Regions from separate parts of the Homo sapiens genome. Here region 1 is linked to region 2. A link is a loop called in an ENCODE intact Hi-C map of the cell type or tissue named here. Cell type or tissue: endothelial cell of umbilical vein. All regions are shown on one strand. Each heading gives the region's core, and the rest is flanking DNA. Links, peaks and the distances in the headings are about the cores only.

Region 1 (14,534 bases), core at 7,324-9,823, 690 kb before region 2:
ATGAATAAACAAACAGACGCCCGAGACTGCCATACACCTCCCTTGTGAAGGTGATGTAGATTTAGCACCTGAAGAATTCACAGCCCAGACAAACTCATATATTTCCAAAGACACCTTTTCTCCACACCCCCGTCCCTGCCACCACCAGTCTAAAACACGGCATATTAAAATCAGAGAAGCCCTTTCATCTTCATGAGTATCACGGCGGCAAACTTGTTTTAATGTCTTTTCCATGTGGCTCAAGTTTTAACAATAAAATGATCCCCAGGCACACCCAGCTGCACAGCATTAAAGAACCTGCAGAAAACTGAGAATGCTTTAAGCTAATTTGTTTTTGCTAAAAAGACAAGGGACAGAATCTCACTGCTCCTGTCCCAGGACTTGTGTCAGATGTTGGAAATGCACTCAGAACAAGTGGTATTTGACAGGCAGGAAGAAACTGAAGTTGCTAGAACCTTTCTGGGACCATGGACAAAGAGATTGTGCATGTCTGGCACCTTGCAACCAAAATTACATAGTTCCTCCTTGGAAAATTGGACTGGTGTTAATTCATATTTAGCTGTAACAAGTTGGGTTGATCTTATCAGATCAAAGATTTATTTCATATTCCACTAGGCTGAATAAGTTTTTGTTTTTTGTTTTTTTGTTTAAAAAAAAAAAACAAGCCAATTAGGCTCTGCTTGGTATGGAACACATAGGTAAAATCAACCATAAGAAACTAAAGTTGGTTGGGGGACAACTGTATATGAATTTGACATCTACTGATCTCATGATGTACTGTGTTTTCTATCTCAGTACCCCAATTCTTCAGTTTTATTTTAAGGCAGCCAGAGTATTCTAAGTAGTTACAGGCCCCAGGACAAATCATTCTCAGGGAGCCTGAATAATTTTGAATGAATTAGTCGGTCCCTGACATTGTCTACCAACTAAGATGTTTCCTTACAGCCTGAGACTGGATGCATTTTTTATTTTTCACATAGATTCCTATTTCAAAATTACCAAAATTTTTAAATAAAAAATAAAAGTCAAGCAGACTTCTTTCTGGCAAATGAAGTGGTGCTTTTCATGTGATCTGTTTTCATGTGAGCTCTCTAAGATAAGCTGTGTCACTGTATAGTTAAAAGTCTCATCAGAATGTTTGACTTGAAAATGGCTGCCTAGAGTCTTAAATTCAGGGGTGGAAAGGCCCTCGATATGCATTTCTGTTGGTGCATCCTCAGCTCTCCTCCTCTAGACAGAACTGTCTGGGGTTATCCAGGCTGAACTAACAGTGTGCTAACAGTTACGGGGACTGATGCTGGGCCATCAATGTAGGATGGTGTTTTTGAGACATGATCGTGACTCCCATATCTTGAGCAGGCCCCCACCCTTTTAAATGGTTACTTTCTAATATTCCACCAAGTTCTGGACCATTATTGTGTTGAAAGTCTCCCTGAAATTCACCATGATGAAGTTAGTTTTGGCAGAGCACTTAGATGCTATGAATGGTATTTCACTGCCATTAAAAGGAAGCATTCTTTGAAAAAAGTGTTTAATTAAAGCCACTTGGTTTCTGTAATACCAGTATATATAATTTATGCTATGTTGCGTGTAAAGGAAAATTAAGACTAACAAAACTTGACAAATGGTTAATATTTAAAAGCATGCAATTAAAATGTCACAACTTAGTTGTGAGTGAGCTACCAAGGGGATCTTGACTGGAGTTGGTTCTGAAGGGCTAGATGGGCTACTGCCACCACCTGTGGGCCATGCACCTTAATCTGGAAGGGTTCCCCATGCCCCCTCCCCGGGAGATGAATAGGCCCCTTTTGGAAACTAAAACCATAAAATTATGAAGTAACTGCAAATATAAAAATTGGCTTTTTCTTTAAATCAAAGAAAAATGAGACCATTTCTGGAATAACTGTATAATAAATATGCATTACAGAAACATAAATAAACCTTTGGTAACTAATACGCAGTACTTGCCAAGTAAATAGTAAATTAAAAGTTCAGGCCAGGCACAGTGGCTCACGCCTATAATCCCAACAATTTGGGAGGCCAAGGCAGGTGAGGCCTGAGGCACTTGAGCCCAGGAGTTCAGGACCAGCCACGGTAACACAGGGGGACCCTGTCTCTGCAAATAACTGTTTTTAAATTAGCCAGGTGCAGTGGCATGTGCCTGTGGTCCTAGCTACTCAGGAGGCTGAGGCAGGAGGATCACCTGAGCCTGGGAGATTGAGGCTGCAGTGAGCCTAGATTGCACCACTGCACTTCAGCCTGGGCAACAGAGCAAGACCCTGTCTCAAAACAAAGCAAAGTTTAGTAAAATCTAGTTAACCTTTCCCCACCATCCCCCGAGATGGAGTCTTGCTGTTACCCAGGCTGGAGTGCGGTGGCATGATCTCGGCTCACTGCAACCTCTGTCTCTCGGGTTCAAGCAATTCTCCTGCCTCAGCCTCCCGAGTAGCTGGGATTACAGGCACCCGCCACCGCGCCTGGCTAATTTTTGTGTTTTTAGTAGAGACACGGTTTCACCATGTTGGCCAGACTGGTCTCAAACTCCTGACCTCGTGATCCGCCCACCTCACCCTCCCAAAGTGCTGGGATTACAGGCATGAGCCACTGTGCCCAGCTAGTTAACACATTTGTAAGTAATCTATAGGGCTCTGTTTTCTAAAATGAATAAGTAATAAATATTCCAAAAAGGATTTTTTTTCCTTCCCTTTTTTGCTTTCCAACAAATATGTGTTTCTTGGCATCGTCAAAAATGGAAGTTTTGCCAGGACTAGAAAGCTTGTCCTTTGCCATGTGGGAGACCTTTAGCTAAAGCTATAAATGTGGCACACTGATGAACATTGTCATTTTAATTCTGTCAAGCAAGGAGGGTAAACTGGAAAATGAATTATGCTATATATAAACTTGAAAGTAGCTCCATCTTCGTGGTAGCTGTGCCTCTTAAAAATAGCATCTAACAGCCTCCTAGAATTTGTATTTACTGTGTGTTTTCTATTATATAATAGTATATTTTGGAAAGATGGCAGGACTGAAAAGTGAATGGATGTGTTCTCAGTACATTTTGCCTCTTTTGTTATCTTCCAGAAGATGGCAATTTGTGGCTCCTTCAGAGTGTTCGCAGGTTCTTGTCTGTAGTGTTCTGAGTGGTCTGAATTTATTAACCTAATAAACCATATTGTTACTTAGATGCCAAATTAATATTTTTTCATTGGTTCCTCTCATTCAAGTATATTTTCTAAGATATTAAATAAATGTACTTTTAGTATCTTTTCTAAGATACTAAATGTAGGATGGTGTTTTTGAGGCGTGATCATGACCCTATATCTTGAGCAGGCCCCACCCTTTTAAATGGTTACTTTCTAATATTCCACCAAGTTTTAGACCATTATTGTGTTGAAAGTCTCCCTAAAATTCACCATGATGAAGTTAGATACTAAATGATACTAACTCATTAAGTATCTTAGAGAAGATACTAAAGCGTATCAGTTCTGCATACCTGTTCATTGTTGTCTTATAAGAAGTCATTTCCCTCTCTGTTCATGATGCTTGCAAACTGGAGCTCAGGTGATAGGAGCATGGTGTTAATAAGTCTGAGGTCATGGGTTTAATTCTCATGTGGGCCAGTTGACTTAGCTTCATCCTGGCGCCATGAACCATGCCCTTGAAGCTAGCTAAATGTCAAACAACAGGTAATGTGGTCCCTTGACTCTCAGAAAAGAGAGGATGCTTGATATGAAGAAATGGAACATACACATAGGACAAATCACATTCTCAAAGATTGGCCTTACCCTCAAGGTCAGTGTGAAAATATCATGGTTATGAGAAAACAACTAAAATGCGTGTCTTACTGCATATGTTTTGGAAATAAAAGAATTACAGGTTTCAGAGACTCCTGAGAGTTCTGTGTTAAGATCTCTGGCCTCCATCTATGCATTGACAGAGTAGCAGCATTGCTGTAACATGTTGTTGATCTTCCTGTTCATCTTTTGTGTTCGGTACAAATGTCCTCAGAATATTCAAAAGAATGGAAAACAGATCAACAAAAATAATAATGTATGTCTTAAAAATGGGGAAGCTGCAAACCATTTCAGTAGTTGTTGCCTGGTAAGAACAGGGATTCTAGTGACATGAACGGAAGGGGGCTGTTTCCACCTACTGCTCTCTTTTAAAATGATAGTCAAAGAGGCCAGAGAGTGACTCCATTCCCTATTCCACCACTTAGATGAGAATTCTTGGGAGAATGGCAGGTGAGGCAATGGCTTCATTATGGAAGTTGTCATTCCTTAACACTCCTAAATTTACAAAATGCGTTACTGCCCCGAACTCCTCCCGATTAAAGAAAACAAAGAAGGAAAAACACTATGGCATGAAATAGCATCAGATCTTTACATATATGGAATTTGGGAACCAGAAATTTATGCAGAGATCATCTTGGATACTTTTTTCAAACTGAAGTCACATCTCATTGATGGGTCATGAAATTAATTGGTAAGATATAACCAGCATTTTAGAAAGACAAGAAAAAAACAGAAAATAGAGTGTTTCACACTCCATAAGGATAAGTATTACCTGGGGAAATGGGGTGTGTGTGTGTGTGTTAGATGTTTTCTGAGTTGTAATGTAAAATATATTTTTCAATGGATCATGGTCAAAAAATTTGGAAGGCTACAAGTGATCTAGGCTCATCTCTTCATAAGTGTAGAGTCAAGGACATGTAGCTAAATTGCATAAAACAGTACCACAGTCCAAGCTTCTTGATTCCCACTGTAGTGCTTATTCCTCTCAGTCACATTCCAGCCACTACAAAACAGCAAGTGTGTTTCCATAATCACACTGCATCATGTTCGTAGTTCACTCCTGAGACCCCATCGAGCCATAGCTATATAATTCCCTCTGGGCCTGCAGACCCTGGAACACTTGCAGACTCGGCATCAACAGAATGCATACAGAGTCCATGTCTGGAGCATAACCACAGAGAGGAAGAAAAATGCTTTTTTAAAATATGGCTTCTTTTGTAGATGGTCCCCCTTTGCATACTTAAGTTATTCCATCTTAGGTGTGAAGCACTTAGTGTGCAAGACAATCATAGGGCCATCAGGGTGAAATGCAGGTGGAGAAGGTGCCACACCCTGATGAACTCAACAGGAAGAAGAAACTGCATCCCCACAAATAACGTAGACGTGAAAAAACCACGTCTGTGTAAGTGTGAGATCATCTGAGAGCACGTATGGCAAGGAAAGCCACTGCGCAGGGCTGGTCTCCAAGGGCTTCTTGGAGAAGATGCTGACTTGCCAGAATGGGTTTTGCATTTGGATATGAGACTCGGGAGCACAGGCTGACATCCCTGCACAGAGGCCACTTGTCAGCTGACCAGAACCCAAGGCTTTCTAGACAGGTGTTTTCTCTTGGCTCAGTCCTAGGGTAGGTGAAAGTTATTTCTTCCCCATATTGAAGGAACACATACAACCACCTACCTCTATTGGCCCTGTAAAACCTGAGGTGAAAATAGTTGTGAGTTCCTCTGGGTTTTAAAACTATGACTTGCTGACATTTGGGGGAGCATTTTACCCCATACCCCGTTCAGACCGTTATACCTTTCCATGTTCGCTTCCAAAGATCTGAAGCTGCTGAGAAAGCTGAAAATGTTTTATGTAGAAAATATACAACAAAAAAAAGTTTGGTATTTCCATATTTCTCAGAGAAGGCTTGACCTCTCATTCGGAGCCATGGGCAGGCTTCATTTTTTGTTCTCCACCATTACCTCGAGTTGTGTTTTTCGCTAGCTCTCTCGTTCCCCTTTCCTGTCCTTGCTTTGACGGAAGAAAATAAACGTGGTCGGTGATAAAGCTGGGGATGCTGGCTTTCCAGCAGCGGCCTCTGCCAAAGTCTAGCGCCCTCTCGGTAGCCTGCCCTTCTGAATGCTAATTAGTTGTATGGGAATTTTTCACAGTAACCTCCCCAAGGAGCAATTTCACCAAAGAGTAACCCTCTTGTCTAGACCATACAACCCCATAAAGTCATCTCTAGCTGGGATTTCCAAGCTACAAAGCAGCAATAGAAAAGACTGCCTCTAGTCTTTAAGGGCATTCAAGTATAGAGCGCTCATTGTGGAAACCCACCAGTGCACAGACCTCTCTCCAGGGAGAGTAATGGAAACTCTCCCGCCCAGTTCCATCCTCTGAGGAAGGACACTCAGCTCATGATTTCTGCTTTATTTGAATCCAAATGATCTTGCCATCACCTTGCGTTTTATACCTAGTCTGCTATCCGGGATCTTATTTTTGAGAAAGATCCAGCCATGCCTTTTACTTTCTTGCTTGCCAAAGCTAATTATTAATTAGTGAGATAAAAGCAGTTTAATACTTGACATTTTAAGAAACTAGGCTGGCAAAACTTACCTAGAGAGAGATTAAAAGGATTCAGAATTCTAATCCAGGCCTCTTTCTGCTTTAAGTACTTAGCAAAATCCTAGCAGTTGTGATAACGGTGGTGTTAATGGGACTGGAAAATGGAAACGTGCACTCTGGAGGGAGAAGGGCAGAAAGGGATGGTATGCCCCTCGAGGTCCTATCAGATGCTCTCCCAAGAGTCAAGGTGGAAACAGATGACCAAAGCTATTCTAGAGTCCAGTAGAGTTGACTTTTCAGAAATACCAAAAATCAAGATTACCTAAAGAGGAAAACAAATCAGGAATTATGCTGTATTAGATAAAACAGTTCTGGAAGCAGGTTGAAGAGAGACCCTCTGTCCCTTCCACCCCACCTTGGCCAGAGGCATTAGAGGGTTAGCCCCCTAAAGGAGTAAGAACAACGCTGTGAGTTACCATGCGGGGACACCCAGGATGTACTGGGCACTTGGCTAACCAGGTCATTCACACACCCATTTTCTATGCAAATGTAGACCAGAAGGTAAGAGACATTAGGTAACATGCCCCAGGCCACACTGCTAGGAAGTTTTGGTGCCTGGATCTTAACCCAGGGCTGCCTTGCTGCAAAGCAGACTCCTGAGTGCTCTCCTCTGCTGCCTCTGAGGACTTAGGAATGACTGGAAATATAGGAAATGTGATTCCTTTGTGTGTCCTTCCATAACATTCATTTTAGCTCCTAGGATAATTACTAGTTTTCCAGGTATAACTAGGATAGGTCTGGTTAATATACTGAACAAACATCTGAGTGCTTACTGTGTACCTAATGAATGTACAGAGATAAAAGACATAACCCCAGTATCCCAGAGACTAGTGGGGAGACAGATGGTAAGATTCACATGGGGTGGACAGTTCTCTGATAGGGACGAGCTCAGAGCCCATGCAGGGCAGGCACCTGCCTAGCCCAGACTTGGATGAAGAGTCAGGAGACCTCTTGGAAGCAATGATGCCCAGTCTGAGCTTTAAGGATGAGTACCTCTTAGATGAAGAGAAAAAACAGGAGTGTGAGGCTAGCTAGGTCTGGTGGGTGGGGTGGGGGAAACATGCCCAGATGACAGGAGTTGGCACTTTTTGCTACGTTGAGGGGAAGTTAAGGGAGGGTTTTAAACAGGGGAATGTCATGGTTTGCTTCACATTTTTAAAAGGTTATTCTGACTGACCAATGACTGCTGGGATTGGGGCTGTAAAAATGGCTAAAAGAGGGACTCTATTCCAGCTGTGCCGAGGAAAGAGGAAAGTGATGTAAGGCTGGGACGAGGATCACAGAGCAGGGAAGTGCGGATGAACTCGGAATGTTTTGGAGTAGAGCCGATGGGAGTTGGATGAGGCTGGAAGAGAAAGCGAGAGAGAAAGACTCCCAGGCAGCCGAGTGGAGGCTGGGCCATTTCTTGCACGGATGGGAGACAAGCAGGTTTTCAGGGGCAGCCTACAGTCAAGGACTATCTTTTAGAATCAAGACATGGTCTTAAATCACTGACCGCCTCTGTCACAATATATGGTATTTCAATAGTTCCCAAGCTTTTCCCAGTGACCTTCAAAATACGGCTCTCTGGGACCTACCCCAAATCTAGCAAGTCAAATTCCAAGGGATAGAGCCTGGACCTCGGGTCTTTTCTGCAGCTCCCGGCGCTCCAGCACTGCCGGTCCAACATCATCTGTAGGTAGTGTTTGCAAGCCACTGCTTTGTTTTCTGTTTTCTGGGGCCAGGCTTGATGATCCCAAAGGCTATTGACCAGCCTTCCCACCCAGGGCCCAAGGCAGTGCCACGCCAAGCCAGCCCTCATTGATCATTGTCCAGCAGGCTGCTAGCGATTTCCCCAGATAAGGATCTCGATTAAAGGTTCAGTGGTTGGCCTGATTCAGGCCATGCTTCTTTGCTCTTTTCTCCTAGATGTTAGATGTGTTCTATGGGAGGAACTTTGAAAGAATAATGTTTTCCTAAGTGACAGGAATGTCCTGTATGTTAATGTTTTTTCATAAGGATCTAAGGTTCGGATGTCTGTCTGAATGATCTGATTCTCATAAATCGACAGATTGGTTCTGGAAATCCCATGAGCCTAGGCTGTCTTGAGAGATTTATGGCACTTCCTGCTCTCGTTGGGCCAGGAATAACATGACAGCTCCCTCTGCACTTCTGGTTTTTGTTCCTGAGGGGGTGGCAAAGGAGGGCAGAGGTGTGCTGAACCATACCACTTTGAAAGAAAACTGTCCAGACTTATTTTCCAGAACCTCAGAAAAAGCCTCATGTTCTGCTAAGGACGTAACAGTCTTCTGCCCCCTCCCTGGGGATTTTCCCAGCCTCAGCTCCTTCAGCCACATGGGTTCTGTGGTGTGGGATCAGGGCCAGGGCTGGCACGAGCCCATGGACACATTCCAAGGCTGAGCCAGCCTTCCTGGGCAGTGACCTTGGACCTTCAGCAGCAAGGCCCTGCGCCCAGCTGGAGATGAACTCATTCCCACCATGGTTTAAGATTCCTCCAAATAAATGTTAATGAGTTACAAATTAATTCCTTCTTGGCCTGACCAAGGAGAAAGACTGCTTATGATTGCCATTCCAATTAGAACCCACGCCTGGCAAATCTGTTTGACTGAATTATACATGATCCTGGTGGAAGTCTGATGTTTTTAGTCCATATAATAATTGCATCAGAGTGTCTCAGTCTACCTTCTCAGCAGCATATCAGAGTGGAGTCAGGAAATGTTCCACCAACTCTCTAGAAGAGAGACAGGCAACTGGCTCTAATGGCTGTTCCTCGAAGACCCAGCACTGAGTGCTGGAGGGGATGCAAAGATGAGCCACGCTCAGAGAGATGGCAGTGAAGTCACAGAGGAAGACAAGGTGTAAATAAAGCTCCTAGGAGACTCAACCTCAGTGCCTTCAGTGAACCGCTATCATGGTTAAAAGGGGTAGTAGGCACATCTACTGGCAACAATTCAGTTAACAATGACCGGGGGAAAGTAGCATTTGAGAGGTTTTCAAGAATGAGTGCAGGAAAGGGTAGAGGGTGGGCTGAGTGTTGTGTATTTCAAGCCAGAAAAACCTAGACAGCCAGCCAGGGGATGGTTGGGGACCCATTCCACACCAGTGAACTGGTGTGTTGGGTTCGGGAAGCATATGCATAGATATAAGGACCTTAAATGCCACGCTAAGGAATTTGTGTTTAATAGAGTTGGCAGTGGAGCCACTTTTAATAAGCAAAGTAACTAATGCAATCAAAGAAGAGCGATATGGATTGCAGCTATTTGGAGGAAGGTTGAATGTGGCAGCCAGAAAGAGGATGGATTGGAGGGCCAAGAGACTAGATCCTGGCATATCAGTTAGGAGGTTATTTCATTAGCCTGGGTGGAAGTATGAAGACCTTGTCGGAAATAGATTTGATTTTCTTGATGAAATTTCTGCATGTTGGACGGGAAATGACTTGATGTGGAAGCTTTTCAGTGCTGTCATGCATAACGCACAAATCCCTCCCAGTTGATAGAAACCTACCCCGTCGCTTAATATAAGTAAACTTTGTAGACGCTGGAATGTTTATGTTTGGCCCAAAATGGCTCTGGTTTTTTACACAGCTGTAAAGTGTATTTAACTCCCAAATATAAAACACTTATTGACTACTGGTTCATAGCTTCATAAAACAAGGCTCCGTTGCGTAGGTACTTTTTGTTGCCATCCCCTATCTTTTTATGCAGACCTGTTTCCTGATATTGTTATTCCAATGGGAAAAAAAAAATCGAACCCAAGTAAACTACCTTTTTTACAAGCAGCCTGAAGAAGAAAGCCCCAAAGACAATAAGGAGCCTCCGCATTTATATTTTTAACCCAAGATTACAGCTGCAACTAGCAGGGAAGCAAAATCGCTTTAATTGTGAATGTTTTTCATTGTGGTTGTGAGTGTAAGTAAGTAACAGATGTTCATTTTCCCCAGTTCAACTGTTTTTAATTCTTTCTTGAACATGTGGAGAGAGAAATCTTTAAACACTTGCCAAAGTTGAGTTAACATCCCCTGGCTGAAGGTAGAAAATGCCCTACTGTGTTTTTTCTCAGCCGTATACCCGCGTGGGCTGCCCTTGCCACAGAGCACAGGGGAAGGATTCCAGCTGGCACAGGTTTTATTACTGCTAAGTTAATTTGCAGAAAAAGCCTTTGGCGGGAGGGGTCTGTTCGACGTTTTATATATTTACTTATTTACTCTTTTTCAGTTATAAATAAAATTGCACTGTAAAACATTGCAGCTTAATTGCAGGAAACCCAATGCATTTTTTGTTGTTGTTCTGCAAGTGGTTAATAGCTTGTTTTTTTCTTTATATGGAGTTGGAGAAATCTTGTGTAAGAATATGTTTACAGCCAAGGCTGTGTGACTTGGTTTATCATGTTTTTCCTGTGCTCTGTGGAACAGACGGCTGTTCATTATTGAAAGGCCTTTTTCTGTGGAGAATGGAGCTTGCTGGCGGGGACGAGTTTATGTGAGAATGCAGAATGACTTCCAGAGACTATGGGCGCTCTGTGGCTATAAAGCCTCAACAGCACCATAGGCAGTGACATTATAACAATTTGCTTTAGCACCTCAGAAGTGTTTCAGCTGCATTTTCTGAAGTGAGCCCCGCTGAACGGAGCACATGCCACAGATAGTACCACCACTTTCTCCCAGCCTTCCATCCTTGACATGTGTGTCTCCCCACCTTCCATCCTTGACAGTTCTCGTGTGACAGTCGGCTGAGGCAGAAAAAGTTCTGCCCACTTGAACCATATACCCTTCACACGCTTCTAATTCTAGAACCCACCCCAAAAGATTGGGATCATCATATAATTAACATTCGAAGCATGTTTTTCTAAACCTTCACTTTTTAGAAAAATATAGACATAGAAAACATTTCTCTTGGATGCACAAACTTGAAAATTTTGCCCCTGAAGCAGTTTGAAATGGCCATTTACAAATGCATACTGTGCAGGCTTCTTGGACATTGATGACACTACCCATTGCAGAGGTTGTCTGTGTCTCCCCCGAAGGTTTGCTGAGTATCTGTTCATTAATCCTTATTTAGCTAACTGGAAAGTACTTTCCTTATTGTCTGTGACACATGGATTATCCCATTAGGACATCTGTGGATGACATATCGTTGGTTTGTTCTGAGATGAAAAGTGGTATTCTCCTTATAGAGCAAAACAAAGCAAGGGAAGAAACAGTTAATAGACTTGAGCTGACAAATGGGAGGTTGGCTAAAGATTGTGATCATCTCCTTACAGATGTCACAACCCCGTTGGCACACAGCACTGACCTTGCTTTCCCAAGGTTGACCTGTATGTCTCTAGATCAAGATTGATTTGAAAAATGAGCCATTTGTATTTAGTGCTGGTCTCAAATCAAACTCCAAACCAGTTGAGGAGGAACAGCGAAGTTATTCAGTGGTTTGAGAACTTAGAATTGGAAAATCTCTCCTTTTTATTTCCCTCAGGACCCAACTTGTAACTTCTCGTTACAATGACGGTTTAAGAGACACATTTAAACCTGGTATTCTTCCTCTATTCATGAAACTGCATCTACATATACGTACTGTGGCTGGGGGTACATGAACCCAGTCAAAATCATCCAGGAAGCATTGCTAACTACTCTGGAGTTTTCAAAAGCACTCCCTATTCGAACCTCATGTTCAGAAAAGTAGATAAGCAGCTTGTTTGGGTGGACACAATCACAGAGTACTGGATGCGTGCGCTGGTGTATGCCTGAGAATGAGTTTTAAGCAGCCTCCCGAGCAGCATCTGTGACTCAGGAGGGCTCTGTCACCTGGCTTGCAAATGCTGGTTTCCCATTTATTTGACCTGGGCAGCCACTAGCAGGACCTTGGAGGGGTTGCCAGTGACCTGGGGGCCGGACTTCCACCCTTGCTTGGACCTTTGCTGAGTATGTGACCTGGGACAGGTCACCCCCTCCCCAGGCCCTTGGTCTTGTCCTCTGTAAGAGGGGAGGTTGGCACAGGAAATCTGAGGTTCTTTCCAGCCTTGAAATATTATTATTCTATGACACAGTGATAACATTGTATATAGGTCAAGCTTGAGTGTTTTAAAATCTATCAGAAAGTATGTACTGATGGCATACTTGGGACTTGTGTAGGAGAGACTCATCAAACAGGGTCCCAGCCCACTTGGAACTTAAAGCAGATGTGGAATTCATACATGAAAGGGATGGGACATGGCCAGAACACAGGTAGCAGAGCCGGAGCCAGGGGCAGTGAGCAAGTTGGGGCTGGAGGGAGAGGCACAGCAGGACCAGTACCTCCTCCAAGACCCCAGGAAATGAGCTTATGGGGGCTTTCTAAATGCAGTTAGGGGCCAGGCATGGTGGCTCACGCCTGTAATCCCAGCACTTTGGGAGGCTGAGGTGGGTGGATCATGAGGTCAGGAGTTCGAGACCAGCCTGACCAACATGGTGAAACCCAGTCTCTACTAAAAATACAAAAAAAAAAAAAAAAAAAAAAATTAACCGGGTGTGGCAGTGTGCGCCTGTAATACCAGCCACTCAGGAGGCTGAGGCAGGAGATTCACTTGAACCCAGGATGCAGAGGTTGCAGTGAGCCAGTATCGTGCCACTGCACTCTAGCCTGGGCGACAGAGCAACAGAGCGAGATTCCATCTCAAAATAAAATAAATGTAGTTAGGGAGGCAGGGCTTGATGGTGGAGGGGCTAGGAAAATACGACACAGAAATTCAAACCAGCCTCCCTTTACTTTGCACAGAAAGTCAGCCCTTGGTAGAAATACCATTTCCTAACCCTAGAAGGGAAGAAATGGCAGAAGGACAGAGAGATAGTGTCTTTTGTTGCCGTGTTTCTATTTTTGTTTTACACAAAGCCTACTTCCTACTGCACATTACGAGTGGCAGGTGGGACATCTTCCTGGCCTGCCCCGTCCTGGATGTGATTCTGGAAAACAGGCCAGAAGCAACCCCTTGGTTCCTGCATGGGATCACCACACTAGGAAGGGACCCAAATAGAAGCCTGTGTCCATTTAATCATCTGTCTCGGAAGCATGGGGAGGAGAAGGGGGATGGCACAGCTGATGCTGCAGATGTTTGTACCTCCATGTTGGTGCCGTCGAGCTACTGCTGTCTAGAGTCCCCAAAATACCTAGTCTGTCCACATTTATTACAATGGAAACTACTATCCAAACTGGCCACCCGTAGTTCAGGCAGAACCTAATGGAAGCACCTGATGGTTTTGGAGTCCTACTGGTAAATACGTCATTCATCGCATTTCCATTCACAGCAGGGTGCGGGGTCCTCCCTTATTTCTGTTGCCGCTTGTTTGGGAACTGATAGGTGTGATTTATTAGGCCATGACTGTTCCTGTTTTTCAGCCCTGAATAGAGGTCTAATAACACTTAGTCTTATTACCAAACCACGTAAAAACCTCTTGCTTATCACTATGTGGTGTTTATGTGGCATCGTTCTGTTCCACAAGACATTTTATGAACATGCAGAGAAGTTTGCAACTTGTGAATGCAGGATTTCCAGTGTAGCAATACATAACAATACATGTATCCAGAGAGGCCCTGAAGTTGAATGAACAAAGGACAAGAGTGGAGGAAAGAGCCCACACACCTCTATTCTGGGGAAGAAAAATATCGTCCCTTTCATTCTTGGTGTGACCAATCTGCCCAGGGTCTAGACTGAGCTACTGCTCTCTGTCAGGCACCGTGAAAAGCCTTCTCCATGTATTAGTTGTATCCTTGCCACAGTGAGCTACTGTTGTGGTTGTCATTTTTCAAGTGGGGTAACTGGAGCTTGAAGGAGTAAGTCCCCAAGATCCCACAAACAGGGTTTAAATGTTGGCAGTTTGACTTGGGTACCATGCTCTCTCTTTCCAGGAGGCAACCTCTCACTGCCAGAGTTAATGCTTATAAGTCACAGCAACAGGGAAATCTGAGTGCCACTTTTGAAGTCCACTGTGTCCAAATTAAAGAAGAATCCAGTCTTCAGAGGAAGTGACATCATGCCTTTGTCACCTAGATAGGCTGGGGCAGGGCAGCTGGGGAGCCGACCAGCCAGGCTGGAGCAAGCAACTCCACGCCTTGTTCAGAGTGGATGGTGAGAAACCCCCGTGAGGCGGCCCATGCAGGGGCG
Region 2 (14,534 bases), core at 4,846-7,345:
CCTATTTAAAATTTCTGTGGATCTACCAGATAACCTAAAGTGGGCATGGATTATTTATTATGGCTCCTTTAATGCCCAAATAGCAATCAGTCTAAAACCTTAAAACAAAAACAAAAACAAAAACAAAAATCAAGGAGAGACCAGCCACCTCCTGAAAAATAGGAATAATAGTATCAGCCACTGACCCATGGATAATGTTGTTGAAAGCCTGATTAAAGTATTTTTTTCTAAAAAGAAAACTCTTCCTGAATTAAGAAAATAAAAATGGGACTTTAAAAAAAAACGCTACTTTTTCTATCTGCTCTCAGTACTATCATATTTATTTACTTATTTTAAGTGGATGATTGTTAAATGTCGCTATGCATTTCACTCCTATTTGTGACTGATGCAGAGCTGAAGCCACCCATTCAAGTTATTCAAGTTGTGGGTTTTTAAAAAAAATTAACAGAAAAGGGAAGAAAAAAATTAAAACAACCTAGTTGAAATCTTTTCTTAAAAATTCACCACTAGGCAGTGAAATTCAGCTGCAGATGCAACATTTGTGTGCGGAGAGTTGACACAGATTTCACTTTGTAATACATGTAAGTGCAGATTGCACTCTGCTGCATGTGTTTGGAGGCCTTGGTGAAGATGCAGTGTCTTGCTTCCTCTGTGAATTCCCGAGTTCAGGAGCAGAGACGGAGGTTGCCCTGGACTGCTAATCCCCAGACCCGGTGGGTTCAGAGGCGCCCTCCTGGATTTGCGGACCTCTCCCAAGGAGACGCTAGGGGCTTGCTGATTTATGCGCATTCCTTTAAACTTGATCGAATGCGTGTCAGCCGACCAAGACCTGGAGAATCAGAGAAATGTGCAGCGAGTTGCTCACATCCCATTTCTCATAAGCAAAGATATAGCGTTATCCAAAAGGCAGAGGGAGATTTATGCCTAGGTTTTAGGACAGGCACGCTAATTAAGTTTTCATCTGCTAGGCCGCCGGTCTATAACAGCCGGCCTCATTCTTTATGAAAATGCCCACTCAATCCTCGTGCATCTATCTATCTCTGATGAATGCCTGAGAAGTGCTTGCTATTTTTAATTTTATTTTAAAGGGAAGGAAAAAGACACTGGCGCAGAAAAACTCCTCCGTGAAAGCAGCCAAGGCCTTGCCACAGTTGATTTCATTTCTGCCCGGCTCTCGTGACGCTGAAGAGCCGGATCCACTGGGCAGAAATAATTACAACGGGTCTCAGAGATTTCCAAACCTCTGCGGGCGGTTATGCGGCGACATAGGTCCTCCCCCAGGTACTGGGGTGTGAACTCGGAGAGCTACCTGATGTCGCGCCCCTCGGGGACAGAGGCGCGGCCCCAAACCCTCCACGCTTCTACAAGAACCCCCTACTCAAAATGGAGGCTCAGGCCGGTGTAAAGCGGGCCTCCCTCTGACGGCACGCGGGCCAGTCGGGGCTGCGGCAGGACGGCTGGCGGAGGTCCCGGCGCGGAACAGCAAGGGCCGTGTCTGTGCGGGTGAGTGGCCCCGCAACTGCAGGCTGACGTCACCGCAGGCCGCGCGGGCCTTCGTGGGGCTCCCCGGGCGCGGCTGGATCAGGACAAGCCTACTTCAAGGAATGTTTGGTGTGGGTGCCCACTTCCCGGCCCCGCCCCGCCCTCCCCAGGAGAATAATCGGGTATTTAATCTCTCCCGGTCTTAATTCTTGGCAGCGTGGAAGGTGGTTTGCAACGGGAAATAAAACTTGACAGGAGCATTTTCTCTAAAAGGGATTTTGAGACGAGCTGAAAAGAAACCGTGTTTTTCTCTACCAAATACTTCCGCTTTCTGAGCCCGGAGCCGAGCGGTGGGAGCTATCCGAGGGAACGGAGAGCGAGCCGGGCACGCGGGGCTACGCTGTGCACCCCAGCGGCCGCGCCGTCCGCCCGGGCGGGAGGCAGCCTCGGGCTGCGCTGCGCCCCGCGCCTCTGCCACGCTCCGCGCCGCTGGGCTGTAGGCCCCGAAGCCGCCCGCAGCCCGAGGCCGGGACCCGGCGCACGGGACCGTGGCACCGGCAGGTCCCGGTTGGCACCCAGAGTGGTACCCAGGAGCTGGCTGAGGGCGGCTGGGGTCAGGAGCTGGCTGAGGGCGGCTGGCGAGAGAAGAGGGCCCTGGAGAGGGCCTTAAGGGGCTTAGCGTTAGCTCTGAGCCTCTGGTCTGGGGGGTTGGCGACAGCAGCTTGCAAGAAGGGTGGTGAGAGCAGGGCTGGGGGCTTTGTTTCCGGCCGCGGGTCTGCGGACACTGCACAAAATGGAGGGGGAAAGGGGGTGAGCGCGCAGCTGGCGTGGGTCGAGCGGACTGCTATTGGGTGGAGGAGGCTGGAGAGAGCAGCGTCCCCCTCCCTGCGGCTCAGCCAGCGCCCTCCTCTCGTGCCGTAAAGGTCAAGTCCTCCGCGCCACGGCCGCCTCTATGGTCAGGGCCGATCGCTGCCGCCGCCTCAAGAAGGCACAGGACGCACAGTTACCTTGCTGCAAGCGGGTTCTGGTAGCCTGGGCTCTGGGCTCGTGCACTGGAGGCAGAGGTTCTTTCTTGATTTCCAACTCTCCCATCCCCAGCCCTGTTGGAAAGGAGTCCCGGCAGCCACGGGTGGCCCAGGCCGTGTCCCCGTCCCAGAAGAGCGGGGTTTGCCCCAGTCCAGCAGACTTCGGAGCCCGCTAAGGCCTAGCGGGGGCGAGAGGGAGCGCCTGCAAGCCCAGGGGAAAGGACGTGGCTGGATCGGAGTTCTGGGTCCTGGTAGGAACATAGGGCCGACTTGGCAGGGAAGAGGATAGGGGAGCCAAGACCCTGCTGGAGAGACTCTCCTGGGGTCCCAGAATCCAGGCCTCTCCCTCAGTGAGTGGCAAGCCTTTGGTGAGACCCTTGATGCTCTTCTCCTGCCTAAAATCCACACAGATGTGAGGCGCACTCTTCCAAGGTAAAAACTCCTGACTCCCAGCCCCCAAGAATCCTTCACTGCGCTCTGCGAGGGAGAGAGCCCCTTACCCCCTGCCTATAGCCTGCCTCCAGCAGATCAGAGCATCAGGCCCTGCGGTAAACGTTAGCTTAAGCGTGATCTGCCGCTGAGCCTATCTCTCCAGGTGAACCAAAGAGGACATGCAAAGGATTTCTTTTCGCGGAAGCCAAAAATCTGGATTGTACCCCTAGGGCTGCGTGGATGGGCTGGGCTGGGCTGTGGGGGCATATATAGCAGAAACAATGATCTGTGAATGGGTCCCATCGCAGAACTGCCTGGAAGGGTGTGTAGGGGAGGAGGGCTGGATGGGGTGATGGCTCTTCTCAAGCCTGGAATGTGAGCCAACATGAGCACTGAGTGGAAATGGAGCTGCCCTAGGAAGCAGTTGGAGCTTTGTGGCGTGGGGGCTTCCTGTGAGCTACGGCTGTAGAGACCGAGACCCAAGGACCAGAGCCAACCTTCGGGTTGGGCCACCCCCTTTTGTCTTCTTTATCTCAGACACACTCTGCTGGGAAACCTGTTTGGGCCAAAGCTGCATGGGGAATGGAAGGCAGACACTGAGAACTAGGGCTTCGCCCTTCAAAGTCTCCCCCACCCCATTTGTTCCCATGCTATAGGAAAAAGAAGTCTAATAATTGGCAACAATAAAAATAAAAATAGTTATTAAAGGAAGTAATCTTCTCTTCTCCCTTCAGTTTGGGATCCACTAAAGTAAATGATAACTAGATTGCTTAGGTACTTGAGACCCTCAGCTGAGCCCTGTGCCCCACTCTGCAGTGGCCAGGGGAAGGGTATGGGCCTTTTCAGATATTTAGGGGCTTTGAAGGATGACTGAAACTGCCAGTCAGACCAAGCAGAATTATGAGGTCCACTTCAGGGCATTACCTGTTTCTGAGCTTTTAGGAAGTGTTGGGGACCTTCGGGGAGGGTGAGGTGTCTCAACAAAGGGACAAATTAACCCCTGCCTCCACCTGGTAGTGATAGAGGTGATCTCTTGATTTTTTAATTGAAGCTTCAGTGCTGCCTCTGGGCAGCGCCTGGAAAATGTGATGGATTGTCTATGATCTGGCAATAAGCCATGCCCTGAGAACAAATACGTGGAGATCTCCTGGGCCTTCCCAGACAACCCATCTCCCCTAGCTCACCACATAAGACAGATGTGCCCACAGGAACCCTTTGATTTGGAAGGAGATATTCCTGTAATGGAGAAGAGCTCTGTTGCCATTTCTACCCGGGGCCTCCGGGCCAGTTCTTGCACCTGTGTGCAGTATGGTCACCAGGGTTGAAATACTCTTCTGTGTAGCTTTCTAGAAACAGTGTGACATTTGTGGACAGAGGAAAGTAAGGGATTAGGCAAGCAGGAGGAGGCAAAATAATGATGGTGCCCTAAGCAATCCACCAAGAGAGAAACTTAACTGTAGCCATCTGGGAGTGAGATTCAGTCTGTCAAGTGGGTCCTGACCCCTCCCAGGCCTATCCCATCTGGGTTGCCCAGCCTAGAAAAGCAGCAGCTGGGTCCGCAGAAGAGAAGGAGGAAGTGTTGGGGAAGAAAGGAGGGTAGAGAAGGGAGGGGAGAGGAAGGGAGATAAGCCAGACTTGGTGGGGCCTTGAGGTGGAGTATTCCTAAGAAGGAGGTGGGAGACTCAGTTCAGGCTCTGGTGGAAGCCCGAAGTTGGGGGAGAGTCAGGGACCTAACAGCCCCTCTTCTCTGCGCCTGAGTATTGGATGCCCTCCAGTGGCACCTCAGCTGTTGCTCAGTCTAGCAGAGGCATCAAAAGAGGTAGGGAAGAGACAGGAGGTCCCAGCAGGTGAGAATGGCTGGAAGGAGGCAGGGCAGGAGACAGGAACTGTAGGGGGGACAGGAGCAGGATCAGGAACTGTAGAGGGACAGGACCCCCTTGAGAAGGACAGTGGTGACTGGGGCAGCTTGGCATTGACATTGAGACTGTGGACAAATGCTGGGCATTTAAAGGGCTGCATGTGCAAGTACTGGGGACTTCGAATTCTCAGATTTCTGGGACAAGGAGCAGCTGCTGCCTCCCAAGCCAGCCCCAGGGAGAGAAGAGGGTGGCCCAGCAGCTTTGCCAGTTGGAGCTGGGAAGCCTGGAGTGTGGAGGTGCTCCCGGCCACCCAGCTGTATCCTCCCTTGGAGTGAGAGGGTGTTAAGCCGCCTGTCAAGTGACGATCCTTGCAGCTCACGTCCCTTGAATGACTGTGCTGGAAACGCCCCCAGCACAACAACCTCGGTAACAAGGCCTCGCATTGCCCGGTGCTCACCGACGGCCTCGAGGCGACCCCGCCTGGGCACTGCCCGCCGGCGCCCTCCCGCTGCCTCCCGGACCATTCAGGCTGCAAGAAGAAGCGGAGGCGGCAGAGGCGCCTGGACCCACTTTATTCCGATATTCCGCCTGCAAAGGCTGTGGAAAGAAGCGTAAGGCTCAGGGATGGTAGTCCCCAGAGAGGAGGGTCCCTGAGGCTCTGCGCAAGCCCCCCCTCCCCAACCTTTCGGGCCAAGTCAGACGAAGCCTCGGAAAGGCTGGGTCTGTTTTGCTGACCAAATCTCCTTGTTAGCCGTTTCCGCCTGACAAGCCTGGCGCAGGCGTTGGCCTTCTCCTCTCCGGGCGGCCACCTCCAATGCCGCGCGGGGAGCAATGGGGCCCGGCCCTGCAGAGGGCTGCCTGGACCTTGAAGTTTGGAAAAACAAGAAGAGACTGAGCCGGCTCCCTCCCTTCTCTGCAGACACACACGCACCGTCAGGCCGCCGCCACTTCCTGCCTTTGTTTTTCTTCCTCCAAACATTTTTTGGCCTCTTGCATTAGCCGCGGTGGGGCTCTGGGTTGACGATAAAAGGAAATACACTCTGAAGACAGTTTTCTGGAGATGGCCCGCGCTGTGGAGCTCCTGAGAAAGAACAGCTCCTGGGAAGCCAGTCGCCAGGGCCAATGTCACAGCCTTACGCGCGCCGGCCTCTTCAAGAAATGGAACTCGGACTTGGCCTTCCGGGGCGGCTTTAGCCTCAGTCGGGTCTTTCCCAGAGCCCGGTGGGCTAAGCTCGGCTGTTGGACCTCCTGCAAAGCGGAAGAGTCAATCATAGGCTCAGAGCAAAGTCAAAACCAAGGACCCGAAGGTCTGCCTCCCCTTTTTCCCCTAGATTTGGTCTGATCCTCAGAGCTGCGCCCACCCCTCGCCCCAGCCGCCTGCCTGGAGAAACCTTCACATTCACACCGCCAGCATATTCCGAACACGAGGGCAGGAGCGGGCAAAGCTGGGATATTGCGCAGCCTTGGGGAGCTGAGTACCCGTCTCCTATTCCTGCTGGGCAACTAAAAGTGTTCGGCCACTCCAGGCGTTTTCCCTTCTGCTGATATCAAAAACCTTTTCCCTCATCCATCTTCACGGCAGCGCCCCCACACACCCCCTTCCGGGCGGCAAGTCCCTCCGGGCACTCGGCTTCGGTGCAGCCTGCCGAATTGCCCTGCCAGCCGCTCCCGGAGCGCCTTTCTCAGCCCCAGCCTTTTCTCCGGAATTCGCCTTTGTCTCCTGCGGACACCCGTGGGATCCAGCCCTGCCAGCACCCTCTCGGTTCGGCCCTCGAGGAGGACATGGGAGGCAGTGGTTATGCGGAACAGCGCACACCCCCATACCGACCTTTCTGCCGGGACCGCTCTCCCGGACACCAGGGGAAAACCGATCTAATTAAGAGAGGGGCTGCGTGCCGCTGGGGGAGGTGGCCTGGCATCCCCCGCTGGCGGGCCACCACAACCCCGTCTGCTCAGGCACAAGCTGAAGTTGACTGCCAAAACTGCTATAAAACCGCAGGTCTGTCTAGAACTGTTTTCGGTTTTCCTAGACGCCCCCGGGTTCAATTATGGTCTTAAAAGCCCTAATACAAGTGCAAGAATTTGTTTGCCTTCACCCAGGGGCGGGGCGAGCCCCGCAATGGTGGCGCCTTTGTTATGGCAAAGTCACTGAAACCCTTCATGCATTCCTTTTGTTCGAAGGTAGGGGTGGCGTGGACTGGGTGGGCTGCAGAGAGAGAGCTTGGGATAGCCAAAATCAAGCCAGGGAACAGCTCGAATACCGCTGTTTGAAACCTCTCCTTCTGTCTTTTATATTCTGTCTCTAAAAAAGAGATGCTGTGGAGAAACAAACATTTTGCCTTGTTGGTCACTGCTGGAAATAGAAGTTTTTTCGCTGCAGGGCAATTCTGTAAATGTGCTTCCCAGCTTTAGGAGGTCTGAGGCTACTCTTCTCCAATAACCTTCCTTCCCACTGGACCTTCTCACTCACAGCACTGCTGCCCTCTGGACAAGCCACAGTGGACAAATATGTCAAGCTGAAGATGCACAAATAATTTCAAGTTCAGTTCTCAGGGATTCAAAGGACATGAAAATTCTTGTAGCAAATCTTGAATAAAGAGTTCATTAAACCAATGTGTCCAAGTAGCTTGATTTGTGATAAGCAATCCTTGTAAAGGTGGTGGTGGGGGGAGGTGGAGAGCCACATAAACATTAATGCTAATAAATTAGTTTACTCGACTACAGAGTAATTACTTCATATTATTGATATTTACAGCAGGTATTCAAATGCAATGGTAGGCCATTATTTGGAGAAAATACATAATAAGAATATTTCTTTTCCAGTGCAATACACGATTAGATTTGTTATTGAGTCAGTTACAGTCAGCTCAGCAATAAATAAATAAATCGATGTTGACACTTAAATACCAAAGATCTTAGAGTTTATACTCTAAATCTCCCCAAGATATGTAAATAACTTTGGCTATTTCCTGGAGAGGGAAAAACAAAAGGTTATCTTTTTACATATTTTTTTATTTTCCTTCAGCAACATCCCAGATCCTTCCAAGAAGAGAGTTGTTGGGAGGCCTCAGGTCTGGGCCCTTCTCAGCTCCTGGCTCTGCCTGGCTGCTCTGTGCTCTGTGTCCTCTCCTTTCTTTCGCTTCCTCCAAACATTGCTCCTTCAATCCTGCAGGATGGGGAGCATATTTTGCCTTCTTAATTTATTTTTTTTCCTCTTCTCAAGAAAGCTAGACTCAGAGTATTGCTATGGCCTCTCTCTATCCTTAGCACAAACCTAGCTTTTTAAAGACATCCCTGTTTCCCCAGGTGCAGGGAGTTCGGGAAGCACCTCTCCTTTCTCTGGTATTGTATTCCTCCTGTGGAATGAGCAGTAGGAAAGGCACAGAGCTCTCTGAGTTTTTGCCCTGCACATCCCTTGCTTTCACTCTCACACATTGCAAGGAAGGAGAGTAGGAGAGTAGGTGGGTTACCCCTTTCTCAGCCACCTCTCCTTGGCCCTCAGCCCGTCCTTTCCACCTCCATTCTCCCCACACCCCTGGAGCTCTGTAAGCAGCCTGATGGGCCCCCCACGAAGATGCAGCATACCCAGGAGAAGTCTCCTCGGATGTCAGCGCCTCTAAAGCAGCCCAAGGCTTGCCTCAATTGCATGGTTTCCCGAGTCCTCAGCTCCAGAAGACCAGGCAGATGGGTGGACCGGTGAGCAGCAGGGCAGCCCCTGTGCCTCTGTCTCTGCCGAGTCACTCCGAAGCCCGGCAGGCAGCGAGGAGGAGGGAGTTTCTCCAAGGACAGAAGGTGGGATGAAGAGGTAGGCAGGGAAGATGAGGGGAGAGGTGGATCCCGGGTAAGACGAAGGCCCTTCCGGGCCCTGCGGATCAGTGACAAACCGCGGGGAGAAGCCGTTCTGGCTGTTGGCGGTTTAGGGACGGAAGGCACTAAAGCGCTTCGGAAGTGACCATGAATGAGAGAGTGTAATCAAGTCACCGTGCAAATCGGACAAGCCACCAGGCAGGCACATCCACGGCTTCAAACTCTGGCCCCGAAGGGGTTCCGGCTAGGGTCGGAGGCAGAGGCGCTTCCCAGAGCAAGTCTATGGGAGGGGGACTGCGAAGAAGGGGGTGCAAATGCGAGACTCCAGGAGAACAGACTCCGAGACCACAGGCCACACAGCGACGGACTCCCACCTGGCTATCCCCAGTCCAGGGCATCCCTCACCCACCCGGGGAGCTGCGGGTGGGAGGTGGGGACGAGAGTTGAGCTCTCACCGCCCTCTGCACACTCGAGAACGAGGACCCTGCAATTGAGCACAAGCATGCTGCATGGGGGCGCACCCCAGCCTCTCCGCGCGCGCCGGGAGGCCCCCCAGCCAACATGAGTTACACCGGCGATTACGTGCTTTCGGTGAGAACACCGAGTGACGATCTGTTGCTTCCCCTGAGGTGGCTACAAAGAAAGGAAGCCGGGAGGGAGGGGAGAGGAGGAAAAAAAAAAAAGGAAAGGGGGGGGGAAAAGGCCCGGACTAGCTAGCAGCTTGTCAATTTCAACATCGGGTCACATGACCAGCACCTCCCTGCTAAGGATGGGGATAGATTTCCACGTCAGCTTACGTCTCCAAATTTCTACTTCACGGATCCGCTTCAAAGAGGCAGCTGCAGTGGAGAATCATGTTAAGCTCGGCTACTGCGGAGAGCCCAAGGTAGCCCAATAATGGATTTTGATGAGCGTGGTCCCTGCTCCTCTAACATGTATTTGCCAAGTTGTACTTACTACGTCTCGGGTCCAGATTTCTCCAGCCTCCCTTCTTTTCTGCCCCAGACCCCGTCTTCGCGCCCAATGACATACTCCTACTCCTCCAACCTGCCCCAGGTCCAACCCGTGCGCGAAGTGACCTTCAGAGAGTACGCCATTGAGCCCGCCACTAAATGGCACCCCCGCGGCAATCTGGCCCACTGCTACTCCGCGGAGGAGCTCGTGCACAGAGACTGCCTGCAGGCGCCCAGCGCGGCCGGCGTGCCTGGCGACGTGCTGGCCAAGAGCTCGGCCAACGTCTACCACCACCCCACCCCCGCAGTCTCGTCCAATTTCTATAGCACCGTGGGCAGGAACGGCGTCCTGCCACAGGCTTTCGACCAGTTTTTCGAGACAGCCTACGGCACCCCGGAAAACCTCGCCTCCTCCGACTACCCCGGGGACAAGAGCGCCGAGAAGGGGCCCCCGGCGGCCACGGCGACCTCCGCGGCGGCGGCGGCGGCTGCAACGGGCGCGCCGGCAACTTCAAGTTCGGACAGCGGCGGCGGCGGCGGCTGCCGGGAGACGGCGGCGGCAGCAGAGGAGAAAGAGCGGCGGCGGCGCCCCGAGAGCAGCAGCAGCCCCGAGTCGTCTTCCGGCCACACTGAGGACAAGGCCGGCGGCTCCAGTACGTATAAAGGCAGCGCCCTGCGCTTTATGAAAGGGGAGTTGGAAATCTAGCGCAGCACCGCTGTTAAATTTTTATATGCTGTTTTATAAGCATATAAGGTTTATGAAGGGCCTTTAGGTTTCCCCCAACAAAACTTTGTTATAAAAGGCGGGATCACGTGGCGAGTGCTGAAATTGGCCGTGAAATACCCACCGGCCAAGGCATGCCTGCAAAAAAAAACAACTCCCCTTTTCCCTTTTTTCCCTTCTCAGCTCCCAAGCCCAGCAGCTCGACCCCGCTCGGGGCCAGCTCCAGGCTGGGGAGCCGGAGGTGGGCGCCTGTAAATTCCCCCTGCAAGGGCTTCGGGAGCTTTTGATAGCGAGGTAATCCGGAGATTTTTATAAAAGCCATGTGTTGCGCCGGGACTCCAGTCCCGGCCGGGATTCAAAGGCGTCGCTGTTTAACGACGGCGCTAGGAGCGCGTTTAACAGATAAAGTAGCCCGCTTAGCTCTAGCAATATATTAAAAGAACAAATTAACCCAAAGTTGGCCTTTTTGTCCAAAGGAAGCCATTTTCCTCTGGCGTGGTGGCAATTACGTGCCTCCTTCTGCCCAACTGCATGTTATTCACAATTGTTATTCAATCTGTCAAAAGCGATTTTTTTTTTGTCTTGTGGGTCTTTTTTTTTTTTTTTTTTTTTTTTTTAAAGGGGGAGCAAGTAGAGCCTGCCCGCAGCTTCGGGAAGCCCCCTTTCCCTTCACCCTACCTAAGATAGAGCCGCTGCTCTGCCGTGTGCAGGATGGCCGTGTGGCCGTGGTGCTCAGCGAAGGCCTAGGGTAGGGGGCTTCCGCCGCCACCTCCCCACCTCGGCGGAGCCGGAAGGCTGGCCGGGGAGGCAGAAGCTGGTGGCCAGGACTCAGGCTGACAAAGACCCGGCAGCCGCCCCAGATGTTAAGGACTGCCCAGTCTTGGCCGCAGCCGGGAAAGACTGGGACTGGAGCCGCCTTTACTGCCTTGGGAAGGGGCAGCCCAGGTGCTGGAAGGTGAAATGTCCGCAGGCGGCTGTTTGTTTAGTCTGGCCTGCGAGAGGCAGCCGGCAACCCCCACTTGGCTGCTTTCAAAGAGGCTTAGGCAGCGCAAACTCGCCTGTTGCTGTGCGAAGCTCTCCTTTCTGTTCTGGGGGCAGCGGGAGCAGCTTCCCCGGGGGCCTATTTAGGGAGCTGGCTTTTATCTGTGGCTGAGCCTCCAACTGCGGCCGTTCCAAGCATGCAGTCGGAGCGTTAAAGGCAGGGGCCTGGGCAGACTTTGACGGGGCTTGGGCTGGACCACCAGTCCCCATGGCAGCCCTTCTCCTCAGCTATGGGCTCTGGGGTGGATTGCAGCCCCCACACCTGGCTCACCCCATGCCTTTTCTCCCTCCACAGGTGGCCAACGCACCCGCAAAAAGCGCTGCCCCTATACCAAGTACCAGATCCGAGAGCTGGAACGGGAGTTCTTCTTCAGCGTCTACATTAACAAAGAGAAGCGCCTGCAACTGTCCCGCATGCTCAACCTCACTGATCGTCAAGTCAAAATCTGGTTTCAGAACAGGAGAATGAAGGAAAAAAAAATTAACAGAGACCGTTTACAGTACTACTCAGCAAATCCACTCCTCTAAGACTCCAGCGGCTGGAATTGGGTGGGGGGCTTCATACACATGAGATAATATGCAGATTTTGCCCTTGACAAAGTCAAGCCACATGGTGACTTTTGAAAAGAGGTGTGCAAGAGAGGGATGCATGGAGATAGCCCCACAGGAGGTGGTCTGGGACTCTCTTGATTAAGATCTCAGTGGTTAAGATTCCTAATAATCATTGGATTCTGAGAGCTGTGCATCAGCTAGAATGACAGGTTTGGGACCCCTGGTGGTTCACTCTTGGAGCCTGCAGAGCTGCGGGCTGGGTGTGGTCTCCACTGGGGATTGGGCCCCTGCCAGACCCCCTGGAGACTAACCCCACCACACCCTCCCTCTACTGGGAGCCTACCCACCCCCAGGACCCCTGAGTAAAAAAGCTGTGTGCTCTCCAAGCCCAGTTCAGCTTGGGGACAGGGGCAGGAGGAAGGGGTAGGATTACTAGGTGCCCAGAATGAGGCTGCTTTCCAAAGCCAATGTGAACAGCGGCTGGACTTGGAGGTAGCTTTGAGGTGGAAGAGGGCTGCAAATCCTTGTGGGAAAAGAAATCTATGATTCCAGGTGGCATCAGTGTCTTTCCACTCCTCCTAGCCACCCACCACACTGATCCAGCCCTGAGTTCCTAGCCACCGCCTCCTACAGCCCACCTGGCTTTTCTTTCTACCAAATGAGGGTCTTGGTTCCAGCCTGCCACTCAGGCCCAAAGCCTCGACACAGAGTGGACTGTTCCCTGAGGTGGGAGATGTGGAAAAGCCAAGAGGCTGCAGCCAGGCCACTGGCCCCTGAGATCTCTGCAGGAAATGGCTGTGGAGTGTGGCAGTTTGGCAAACTCTCCACCACACGTAATGAAACTTGGATTTGCTCAGTGTCTGGCTGCAGAGCAGTGGGCCTGGCCAGCAGGTCCCCAGCTTTGGCTATGAGGGCCTTGAGTCCCCCAAAACACCGGGTTCCAGCACCACACTCAGCCCTCATTGGCTCTTGAACTGAGCTTGGAAGCTTCTGGTGACCTTCCAAGAGCCTGAGAGTGAGGTGGAATTATTTTAAAAGATAAATATTATATTATATATATATATATTTCCCTGAAGGAACCAAAGCGAATTTTAAAAGATGCAATGTAGAGGGGAAAAGAGATGATGAAAATATTTAAAGGCCCTATCTGTTTACAGTGTTCCGTGGTTAAACTCGCTCACTGCTAAGAATATTTGAATGTATGCTTCATACAGGGATGGTGTTCAAAAAACTTGTAAATAAAGGAACCATAATCAATTTTCTTTTCTTTCTTTCTCTTTTTCTTTTTTCTTTTGCCATTAGTTGATTTCCTTTAGGGTGTTGGAGGGGGTGGAAAAGGTATTGAGAATGGTCTTTTTAATCTCTTGCAACATTTGGAAAGAGTTAGGGAAATGCTCAGAGGCAGTCGGCCTGGCCGGCCTGGGGATCTCATCTGGGAAAGCCAGGCACCCTCCCATTGAATCTCCTTTGCCTCCCTGTGTTAAGAAATGTCTGTTGGCTCCATTTGTACTGGGAGTGTTGGCCTGTCCTCAATTCTGGTTCTTACCCACCGTGTGTGTTGCAGCACTTATACAGGCAACTGGGCACAAGGAAAATAAAGACGGTGGAAATTTGAGTATCCTGGTGTGACATTCCTCTCCCTGATCGCCTTTTACTACCAAATGTCTGCCCCCCTCCCCCCACCCCCCCAAAAAATGCCTTACCTAGTTGAGGAGCAAGTTATCAGGCCCCTGAGGGGGTGAGAAGGTGACTGAGTCAGGAATTGGCTACAACAGAAGCCAGGCTTAGGAAACCAAGGTGGTTGGCTACGTCCTTGTGGGAAGTGGGGACCTGGGTGGTATCTCAGGGCCTGGAATATAGGACTTTATCCCCTCAGACTGATCTCAGCCCTGGAGAGGGCCTTGGGGCCTGAGGTGGCCAACAGGTCAGACCCCAGGCTGCCCTCGCTCACCTCAGGACAGGTAGGCCTGCAGTGGGACCGTCCGGGGGCCCGTGGAGGCTTCAACAAGAGGGAGCCTGGTCTGGGTTCCAAGGCAGAGCAGACTCCCAGGAGCCTCTAAGGGTGCTTTCTCCCCAGCTCCCAGCTGAGGCTGCTTTTTCCCTTTGGGGGAAAAAAAAAGGATGCCGATTTCCTCTTTGTTTGCTGCCTTTGAACTTCTGCCTTAAAATTGGACATCACCCATAACCTTGAGGAGAAGGGCTGAAAGGACAGAGCCCTTTGTTGCCCACCCCACCCTCTCTTCAGCCACCCAGGCAGGGCCAGAGCAGCAGATAGGGTCGCATTTGGAGAGAGGCCCCAGACCCCACTCTGTTTATTTGTTTGTGTGTTTGTCTAACTGGCGCGACTGGGGAAATCGAGCTGAAAGGGTAGTGGGACAGATCTAGAGATGAATGTCTAGGTTGATAGGCAGACACGCAGACATGAACAAGGGCCCTCCTGGGGGGCAGGGAGGGGGCGGGCTGGGAAGCCTGGGTTTAGGGAAAGACTTCCTTTGGGATGGTTAAAGATTAACCAAAGTCTCTCAAGTTGCTAGAGAGAGTCTAGCCAGGAGGACTGCTCGCGGGCGGGCGGCGGGCGGGCGCGGGTTTGATTTCTGAGCCCTATAAAAGCCCATCCTCCGATGGCTGTGACAATGTGGTCGTAAACCCGTCCGGGGCC

What was found. Hi-C counts contacts between places; a loop is a spot of excess contacts. Peaks named below come from ENCODE experiments on the same cell type or tissue, not always from the same donor. Only the 100,000 strongest peaks of a DNase experiment are listed, where the experiment ranks them.
Region 1: it touches region 2 in a loop (5-fold over the local background); 1 of 110 quality-filtered maps calls a loop at or near these places.

The regions. Positions count from the first base shown.
Region 1 is chr7:27,868,435-27,882,968 of GRCh38, reverse strand. All of the region lies in intron 3 of JAZF1 (JAZF zinc finger 1), which reads left to right. Among named protein-coding and RNA genes, the nearest start is that of TAX1BP1-AS1, 140 kb to the right of the region's middle. RefSeq lists an enhancer at 14,071-14,534. In endothelial cell of umbilical vein, for the core only: no CTCF peak of the experiment used is centred there; a DNase peak (open chromatin) is centred at 8,768; H3K27ac peaks cover 2,274 bases.
Region 2 is chr7:27,180,113-27,194,646 of GRCh38, reverse strand. It overlaps HOXA11-AS (HOXA11 antisense RNA), which reads right to left and starts at 9,239. Exons shown (of 2, transcript NR_002795.2): 1 at 8,384-9,239; 2 at 5,354-6,046. HOXA10-HOXA9 (HOXA10-HOXA9 readthrough) reads left to right here and starts at 14,408. Exons shown (of 3, transcript NM_001433944.1): 1 at 14,408-14,534. HOXA11 (homeobox A11) reads left to right here and starts at 9,415. Exons shown (of 2, transcript NM_005523.6): 1 at 9,415-10,211; 2 at 11,619-13,490. The coding sequence starts at 9,503. The coding sequence ends at 11,851. HOXA13 (homeobox A13) reads left to right here. Exons shown (of 2, transcript NM_000522.5): 2 at 1-283. RefSeq lists enhancers at 1,402-1,959, 1,960-2,517, 8,288-9,169, 10,052-10,933, 10,934-11,816 and 1 more. In endothelial cell of umbilical vein, for the core only: no CTCF peak of the experiment used is centred there; DNase peaks (open chromatin) are centred at 5,236, 5,806 and 6,956; H3K4me3 peaks cover 2,347 bases; H3K27ac peaks cover 2,500 bases.